2 separate regions of the Mus musculus genome follow, and region 2 is linked to region 1. Evidence: chromatin contacts called from ENCODE Hi-C or POLR2A ChIA-PET data. All regions are on one chromosome and are shown on one strand. The core of a region is the stretch at or near the end of the contact, and the rest is flanking DNA. Distances in the headings are between cores, read along the strand shown.

Region 1 (4,446 bases), core at 1,475-3,974:
ACAGCCTTGAGGATACTCCAGAGGCTGGCCTAGCCCACTCTGTCAGCTCATCTCCTCATCTGAGAGATTAACAAATGGCAAACAGCTCTGCAGCTGGGCGCATTTTGGCAGTACCACAGGGCTGTATCTTATGAGTCACAGGGTGGAACAGCAAGAGGCTTGCATGAGGGACAAGGAGGAACATGTCTCAAGGCCCTGGAAAGCTGAGAGCACACCGTACAACCTTGCCTGAGTAGTGATAAGCTGCAGAAGGTCAGCCCGGCAGCTTCACTTATAAGTAGAAAGCCATAAAGTACTGAAGGCTCTTTTCTTGCTTGCTCCAGTGCACACTGGACTCTGAAGAGGCTCTCACAGTGGGTGGAGAATTCTCTGATCCTCAGTTCACAGAAGCCTCTTGAAACCTCATGCTGATTGCTAGAAAGACTGGAATTAACACTTACCCTACTCCTTGCTTTCTGTCTTCCACCACTCACTCGGCATATCTCTACTGAGAACAGGAAGACAACAGAGCTGGGTATAAAAGAGGAACAGCAGACCTGCTATACAGTGCAATGAACACCAGTGAATTCCTATTTAAGGTATGGTGGGAGGGGTCTGTTAACAAACTAAGCAAGTCTGTGTAATGGCTATTGTTCATAAACAGCATGTGACATGACATGAAAGGTTGGAGGGGGACTTATGGTGCTAAAGGGTAAAAGCTGGAGCTCAGGGGACAAGAGAATAGAGAAGGGGTGTGTGTGTGTGTGAAAATGCCATAATAAAACCCATGATTTTGCATGCTAGTTTACATTTTTTAGAACCATATAGGATTTGAAAGTGGGACTAAAACTATTTAGCAGGATCAGTAGGAGAGGGGAAAGTGGGGTGAATGCCATCAGAATGCATGCTATACTTGAATGAAAATATTCTTGTAAAACTTTTTTCTATGTACAATGAATATATACCAATAAATACGTAAATAAGCAGGTAACATTCTTTTGTATGTTTTAAGTTCTCTGGAAGAGGAGAAGGCTTTGCAAGACTTAATCAATGCAGATAAAATTTAACAGACACACCTACCAAGGACAGTTAAAACCATCCAGTTAAGTTACAGGGTAGATGGGGCCTTGGTGGGGTGGGATTGGAGGTTAGTGGAATGAGGGAGTCATCAGGCTGAGGTGCTGGTATCTCACAGCCTAGCAGCTGAAATGCTAAGTCAGGAGGATCAGTGTTACATGGCCAACCTCAGCTATACAGCAAATTCAAGGCCAGCTTGAAGTACTCCAGAACCTGTCCAGACAAGCTAACATCAAAACAAATCTCTAGGACACCACAGATTGCAGAAGAGTCGTGAGACCTGCAGATGGATACAGGTGTCACAGAGAACAGCGATAGCTAGGCAGTCTGGACCACTGGGCACAGGAAGTGCCCATCAGTCACATCTCTGAATGTGAGAATTCGGGATAGAGAAGGTGTGAGCCTTGCAGCAGCAGGGAAGAACAAAGGAACAGAAGCAGTTACAAGATCCGGTTGGTGAAATCGCTGCTTAACTGCCAAAGCTTGAGAAAAAAAGAAAAAGCCATTAAGAAATCCTTTCTGCAAAGTGCCTTACCAGGGCAGTTTTCTGTTTGGGGCGAAGGTGTGGGTGACTTTTTTCATGTTGAATCTGCCTGCAGTGGTGGGGCTGGCTGTGGGAGCATGCTTAGGATTGCCCGGGGTAGAGAGCCCTTTCAGAGCGCTGCTTGCCTGCTTTGTATGACCTCCTTTTGAAGGCTTGTTCCTGACTCCAGCAGGCAGATGGCGCATGCTCACTGGATGATGGGAGAGAGCACCTGGCATTTTTGCCCCTCCCTAAGTGTGGAGCTGGGAGACAGTCCTCAGGTGGACAGAAAGTGACCCAAGCTCAGCTCAGAGCTGCTCTGGTCAAAGTTCTGTGTTTAGAGTTGGAAAAATCCACAAGTCCAGGGGCCAAGTTAGCTTAGCTTAGCTGGAGGAGCCAAGCAGTCTTGGACCCACAGTATCAGAGAACAAGCAAAGGAAGTGAACGAAGCCTGCACAAAGACAGTGCAGAGCTGGGACCCAGGAGGCTCTGTTGACAATTCTACCCTTGGGCTGGTAAGGAAGGGAGGTTGCTCATTTTTTTGCTGCTGTTACACATGTCCCAGGGTCTTGTGGACCTAAACACAAGCTTCTTCATCAAAACTTAAGGGGCCACCAAGTAGCCGCCATCTTGTTTTGAGTTTTGTCAGATTTTAAGCAGTCACCAATGGCTAGCATTCAGCTCTCTGCTTTGTGCTGCTATGTGACCAGCACTGTGCTGACACTAAAAAATATACATGGCAAACAGAGGTGGCTCTCATGTCACTAAGAGGTACAGTCTTAGATCGCTGAGTGTAGCCTGTCATTGACTAAGGCAATGCTATACAATGCATGGCTGTATTATATCCCGGATTCAGTAAGAGGGAGGGGGACGTGGATCTGAGGGGCTGCGGTTCACTGTTTATCCCGGGAAGACGCTGAGCTGTGACTTATCAATTGGCCCACAGAGCCTTAGCTGAGGGCTGGGCTGTAGAGTTGAGAAGAGACCCAGAAGCACAGCACATTGAGATGCAAGGCTGTGGGGTCAGCAATGGGGCTCTTCTGCCAACCGGAAAGGTAGCCCAGACCTCTGTGTGACAAGTTTGGCAGTGTCTGGGGACCTTTCCCAGAGAAGTATGGGATGGGAGCACAGCAAAGGCTGGCCACCCTGCCTTTGTCCCATCAGCACCATGCTGTGTGCCTGCTGTTGGCAGAGTCACCTGCCTGGAGATCCCAGCTAAGCCTTGACACCCTGCCCTCGCTTGCTGTCACCAACATGAGCTGCTGAGGTGGGCTAGGCCATGCCCTTTGTTTGTCTGCACTGTATCTCCTTTCAGTGCTAGGTGCTGAAAGGTATTTTGTGGTCTGTGGGGTAAGAATGCCCCTTTGCCCTTGCTGCCAGGCTGGGCCATATCTCTCTGGTATTCAAACTGAGGAAACTTCAGCTAGGGTAGCTGGCAACTTAGATTGCAACAGAAGCAGAGACTAGAGGAAACTTGGTGCTGAGCTCATACATTATCTCCTAGGCCCTTGACATTGATCAAGTCACTTGGCTGATTTTTGCTTCATATAAATTTTGCACTTGTATCTAAGCATGAGCAGGCGAGGATATCACTCTTGGGGGTTTGTAATGAGTAACACCGAATGAGTTGTCGTTCCTCATTTGCCTTGTCCTGCTCAGAAAGAATGTCAGGAGGCTGAGTGGGGCTCGCTGCTCCTTCCTGTGGGCAGGGACCTTACAGCATGAAAATTCACACATACTTGTACACACATGCACACACACATACACACAATGTGCACACACAAACTAGCAATGTGGGTGCACACACTCATACACACACGTTCATACACACTATTACTTGGGGGGAGAGAGAGAGAGAGAGAGTTAAGGGGCTTGGTAAAAATCCTTTAGGCGGCTGGAGAGATGGCTCAGCAGTTAAGAGCACTGACCGCTCTTGCAGAGGACTGGGGTTTCATTCCCAGCATCTGCTCGCTCATTCACAACCATGACTCCAGTGCCCTTTGCTGACCTGCGAGGGCACCAAGCAAACACACACATGAGACACAGGCAAACACGAAGGCAAAACATTCAAACATAACACAAAATCAAACAAACTGTATTAAGCTTACTTAAAAAGGAAGGGTGGAGGGGGAGAGGAAGTGGAGGAAGGAAATTTCAGGGAACATTCCAAATGCATGTCACCGCAGGAGGTAGCAAAGCAAGGCCCACATGTCCACCACACAGCTCCAGTCACAGTCATGTTCTTTCTGGTTTTGCCATGTCGCTTGTAAATTCTTCAGTGTTGTACAGAATATACCTGTAACAGATGAATTACTTCCTACAAGCTGTGTTGTCACACACCAAACAAGTAAGTCACAGTGAGTCTCAATGTCTTCTAACACCCGAACATCCTGTGTTTTCCTGTAGCCCATATCACACTGGATTGATATCGTGTGTGCCTGTGTGTGTGTGTGTGTGTGTGTGTGTGTGTGTGTGTAGGGAGAGGTCCACATCAGGTGCCTTCCTCAATGGTTCTCTACCTTATTGTTTTGAGGCAAGATCTCTCAGATGCCTGGGGCTCACCAACTCAGTGAGTGAGGCCCAGGGGTCCCTCTGCTCTGTTCCCCTCAGCACCAAGATTATCAATGTATAGAGATTTTCCAGATTTGACATGGGCACTGGGGATCTGAACTCAGATCCTCACACTGGCACAACAAGAAGTTAGTGCTTGGCTGGGGAACTCAGTGGTTAGGAGCACACACTGTTCCTATAGAGGACCCACGTTTGGTTCACACTGGGTTGGCTCACACGTGCCTGTGACTCCAGCTCTAGGGAGAGCCAGTGCCTCTGGACTCTACATGCACACAACCCTCACACAGATGTGAACA
Region 2 (4,558 bases), core at 1,536-4,035, 37 kb after region 1:
TTTTACAGCACCATCCTTGGAGGCCCTCCCCATTCCGTCTTGCAAGTATCTATCTATCTACATTGTCTCTAGGCAACTATGTGCTATTAAGAGCACTAAGTTATTGAATGTTGAGCCATTTTTCTTCCTAAGGGAAAGGGTGAGGTTGTTCTTAGTAGTTTCTGTAATTTTGTTACCTGGCCAACATGTTTGTGTTTGTCTAAAGACACTTTTTTTGCTGTGTCTTGCTGGTTTGTGAACTCTCAGGCAGTAGCACGTGTGTAAAGCCTGAACAACCGCATCCAACACTTCTGTCTGCTAGGTAAAGCACACCACAGCACCCCATGCTTAGGAACCTCAGCCCCGTTCTCAGGGGCTGGTTTTAATAATGAAATCACCAAGGATGCCTGGTACAGTGGCACATGGCTTCAATTCCAGTATCAGAAGGCAGAAGTAGGTAGAGTCCTGCGACTTTGAGGCCAGCCTGGTCTATATATCTAGAACAGACCGGCCACTGCCATACAGTGAAACACTGTTAAAAATAAAGAAATAAATCACAGGGGTAAAGAAGAAAATGTGGCCCAAGCAGACCATGAAAAAGACATTTGTTTGCTCTGAGCACCACACAATGAGGCAGAACACGGCTTTGTTCAGCCCCAGCTGGAACAATGAACAGTGGGGTGGTTCAAACGCTGTGCTATTAGACATATATTTGCAAAGGACTATGCGTCCACCATAGCAGGAATTGCCTCTGGAGCTACAAGTAAGTTTTTCTGGGCAGGTGAATTTGGTGATACAGGATCTGTGGCCATAAGCATCAGCTTGGTCTATTTCTCATCTAAATCACCCCTTTCCTGTCACTTCTCTGGGATTTTCCAGAAAAAGGATACACCCACATCTAACTACTCTCATTTAGGACAGTTTTATTATTGTAATGTTTAAAGGGCCCACTAGATACTCTTCCGAAGAACACACCTCAGAAGTAAAAAGATAAAAACAATACATCTGATTACATAAAAATCCACCTATATGACGGAAGATAGCACATGTAAATTCAAAAGACACAGTGGGTAAAAGCTCTCATATATATCACAGGCAGAATTTTAAAAACTCACAAGAAAATATGATCTCAGTTTTAAAATGGTCAAGGATATGGCAATGAGGGGGTTAAAAATCAAATAGCCATTAGACAGACCAAAAAAGTACCAGCCTTGTAATAAAGTAGATGCAAGTTATGCTACTCAGAGGCACTGTCTTTCGTATACCCAGCCTTCAAGTGTGACAACCTGCTTTGCTTACCAGGCTGTCAGGAAACAAGCGTCCTCGTGTGCTGCTGATGGAAGGGCAGACTGAGTCAACCCCTCTTAGAGAACAACTTGACAGCATCTCTCAGAGTTACAAATACATCCACCATTTACCCTCTGACCCATGATCTAAGTTCTGGGAACTCGTCCTGTGTATAAAAAATGCAAAATGGGGGAAAAATGCAAAACCATTCACTGGAGAACTGTTTGTAGAGCGAGGCCCTGGCGGCTCCAAGTGCCATCACCAGCAATGGACTGCTTCATCCCTGCAGTGCTGAACAAGAGAGGCCCAGGTGCCGCATCAGGGAAATGAGGACACAAAGGGGGAATCTACTCTCATACTGAATGGAAGGACCCTGCAGAGACACCCAGGAAGGTACCATCATGCCCGTCTACTGATGTCTACGCCCCAAACCCCAGAACTTGTGAATAAACCTCCTTATACAGGGAAAGTATTTGGAAGACATTATCAAGGATCCCAGCGTTAATAGTTTAACCTAAATTATTTGGTGGGATCAGTATAATACAAAGGCTCTCATCACAAAGAGGCAGGGGCAAGGGCAGAGACTAGAGTGATATAGGGAAGGGTCCAGGGGCCAAAGAACAGAGGGGATCTCTATATCCTGGGGGGGGGGAAGCTGCTGTGTGGCTAACACCTGGCTTTAGTTTCTTGATATCTGCTGTGGCTTGAATCTGAAATATCTCCTACATGCGTTTGTTTTCGATGCTTATTCCCTAACTGGTCAAAGATGGCGCCTGGCTGTAGGAATTAGTACCAGGAGTGAAGAACCATTGTAGGCTGCGGCCCTGCTCCTACATAAGTCTCCCCCCACAGTCTCTACATGATCTTAATCCCTTGTGTTCTGGTCCATGGGTGTGCACACTCTCTGCCACGTGCTCCCACCACCTGCTGTGATGGATTGAAACCCTCAGAAAACATGAGTTAAAGCAGGCCTGTCCTCCCTTAAGCCATCTCTGTCAGATATTTTGGTCACAGTAATGGACAATGAATATAATGCTTAATTCTGTCTTCTTCTGAGAGTTTGGAATGGATGGCCAAGGGAGGGTGGGAGGGGGGTGGGGGGGCAAATGCAGGAAGGAATGAAGCTAGGAACCGGGCTCCCTGGTGAGGTAGGGAAACAGAGGACGACACGGGACAAATGGAGATCATATTCTTAGATAAGGGTGCCCAAAATCTAAGGCAGGAGGAGAATGCCAAGGTGAAAAGAGACATTTCACCTCTACTATCCAATGGAAAGTAGTGGGTCTGTCAGAAAACCCCAGTTTGCCCCTTAGTATCTCTGAGGGTAGGCTACGGCAGTACCACAGTTCAAACTGGCTCACACTGGCCAAAGCTGTGGATCCCAGACCATGGTGAACAGGCACATGGGTTGGAAGCCCATGAACCATGGGGGAAGCAGGAAGGAGCAGAAAACAGCTGGCCTCCCCCATGCTCTCTGAGGAGAGAGTAAACCTCTCTGAGGCCCACACAGAGCTGCCCTGCTATCTACGCTCCCCCAGGCATCCCATCACACAGGACAGAGAGCCTGCCAACCAGAGGGAGGGACAGACGGGCTGGCCGGCTGGAGATGTTGTTTTGCTCTTTGTTTTTTGCACAATGCCCCAGAAAAACATTTTGCTGATGTGTAATTAGGCTAACATAATAGAGCCTCAGAGACTAGTCATCTCGTTTTAGACAACTTTGGCTCTCAAAACCTTCAAAGGGAATAAGGGTTTTTGTTTTTTGTTTTTGTCTCTGTTTTTGTTATTTTTATGTAGGAAAGGGGGAACAGATGAAAATATATGTAATGCGTAGAAAATTCCATTTTCTCCAGTTCCAAGACTCCTTGGTAGCCAGGGTTGGTGAATTCACATTTCTGCCTGATTGTTTCCACCACACAAGAATGAAGGCCAACTGCAGCCTTTCAGTAGCTCAGTACAATAGCAGATAATAGATGTTATTATTATGTGAGGCACATTGTTTATAAAATGGTCTCCACTGTCACCTCCCTGTCCAGGACCCCTTACGGCTCCCCCACTCAGAGAGAGCATCCATTTTCCCACCTCTTGAATCCAGGGTGCTCCTAGGACTAATTCTGACAAACAGAACCTGGCAGCTATGACCACAAGTGCCTGAACCTAGGCATCCAAGAGCCTTCCTGTACCTGCCTCCTCTCCCAGAGGTTTGCCTGTTTTTTGAGGACAAGCCCAGGCCAGCCTGGAGGATGATGACAGACAATCGGGTCAGCCAAACAGCAGGCAGGTGCAAGATGCCATCTTGGACCTGCCTCAGAGCCTGCAGACTGTCTCAGCAGAGTTAGCAAGGACCGGGAAGCAAAGTCAAATATCCCCACTTTAATTCACTGAGATTTGGGGTGCTTTACCAAGTGGCAGTTGCTAACTGGTGTATAATCATTGTAGCAAGAGCCGCACACATCTAAGCAAGTCCCTGGTAGGAAAAAAAAATCGTAGTGAAAGTCACCTTGTTTGACTGGACAGAAGGAATTGAAACAGCTAGTACGAGTGCTGGAAGGACTGGGGCTGCTCATTTTCGCCATGAGGGCGGGCACACGTAACCCTCACATCCTTCATGCCAGGCACATGGTGACCTTGCATTTCCTCTGAAGCCCTGATGTCTAATTTATGGTGCCCTCCATGAAACCAACAGCATCCCCAGCATACTCTGGGAGGGAGAGATAAAAACTCAGAGCGAGGAAGAACACCCCAGCTCCAGCTGTTGCCTGGCATCTCCAACAGAACCATGCCTCGCTGGCAGCAAAACTAAACCTGCATGCAGGAGATAACGCTTCTCTGGATTCCGAGAACCTGGCTAGCTGGCTGTTGCGTGTGCTGTCTCTAAAGTCACATACTCTGGGGTTGGGCAAGGAAACAGGTCATAGGATGAAGGGGCAGGAAGCAGCCTGCTGGAGCTGTGACCAGTGCTGCCTGCTTTTGAAGAGCTGGCAGGACGGCCAGGCAAGGAGTGTTCAGCACACAGGGCTCCCACAGCATACGCAAGCTAATGAGGCTGGACTTCGGAGGTCAAGAGCATGATGGCTCGGGCAGATCCTGCCCATTAGTAGGGGCCCATGCTGAATTTCTTAGTGCAAACATTAAGCAGCTCAAAGCTGCTACACACTGTCAGCCAGCCACGCAGAGGGACCCCATGCTGCGTTGGCACAGCATCAGCCTCAGAAGCTGACATCTTACACAGGGCTGAAAGCAGAGGGCAAGTCTCTCCTCTCCTGAAGCAGTTTTGCTTGATAACAATACAA

The links. A loop is a pair of places that touch in the nucleus more often than their neighbours do. ChIA-PET counts read pairs that join two places held with the same protein, here RNA polymerase II (POLR2A).
Region 2: a map of heart shows a loop between it and region 1 (1.9-fold over the local background). The contact joins two enhancer-like sites. A Hi-C loop is called at or near these places in 6 of 37 maps with a recorded cell type or tissue (gastrocnemius and heart). POLR2A ChIA-PET finds 5 or more read pairs at or near these places in 1 of 5 experiments (embryonic stem cell).

The regions. Positions count from the first base shown.
Region 1 is chr17:49,979,952-49,984,397 of GRCm38, forward strand. No RefSeq gene overlaps it. Among named protein-coding and RNA genes, the nearest start is that of Gm52302, 52 kb to the right of the region's middle. Within about 2 kb of position 2,725, at least 1 of the 3 ENCODE cell types and tissues checked has a DNase peak (open chromatin) inside an H3K27ac peak, as active enhancers do.
Region 2 is chr17:50,016,495-50,021,052 of GRCm38, forward strand. All of the region lies in intron 7 of Rftn1 (raftlin lipid raft linker 1), which reads right to left. Among named protein-coding and RNA genes, the nearest start is that of Gm52302, 16 kb to the right of the region's middle. Within about 2 kb of position 2,786, at least 1 of the 3 ENCODE cell types and tissues checked has a DNase peak (open chromatin) inside an H3K27ac peak, as active enhancers do.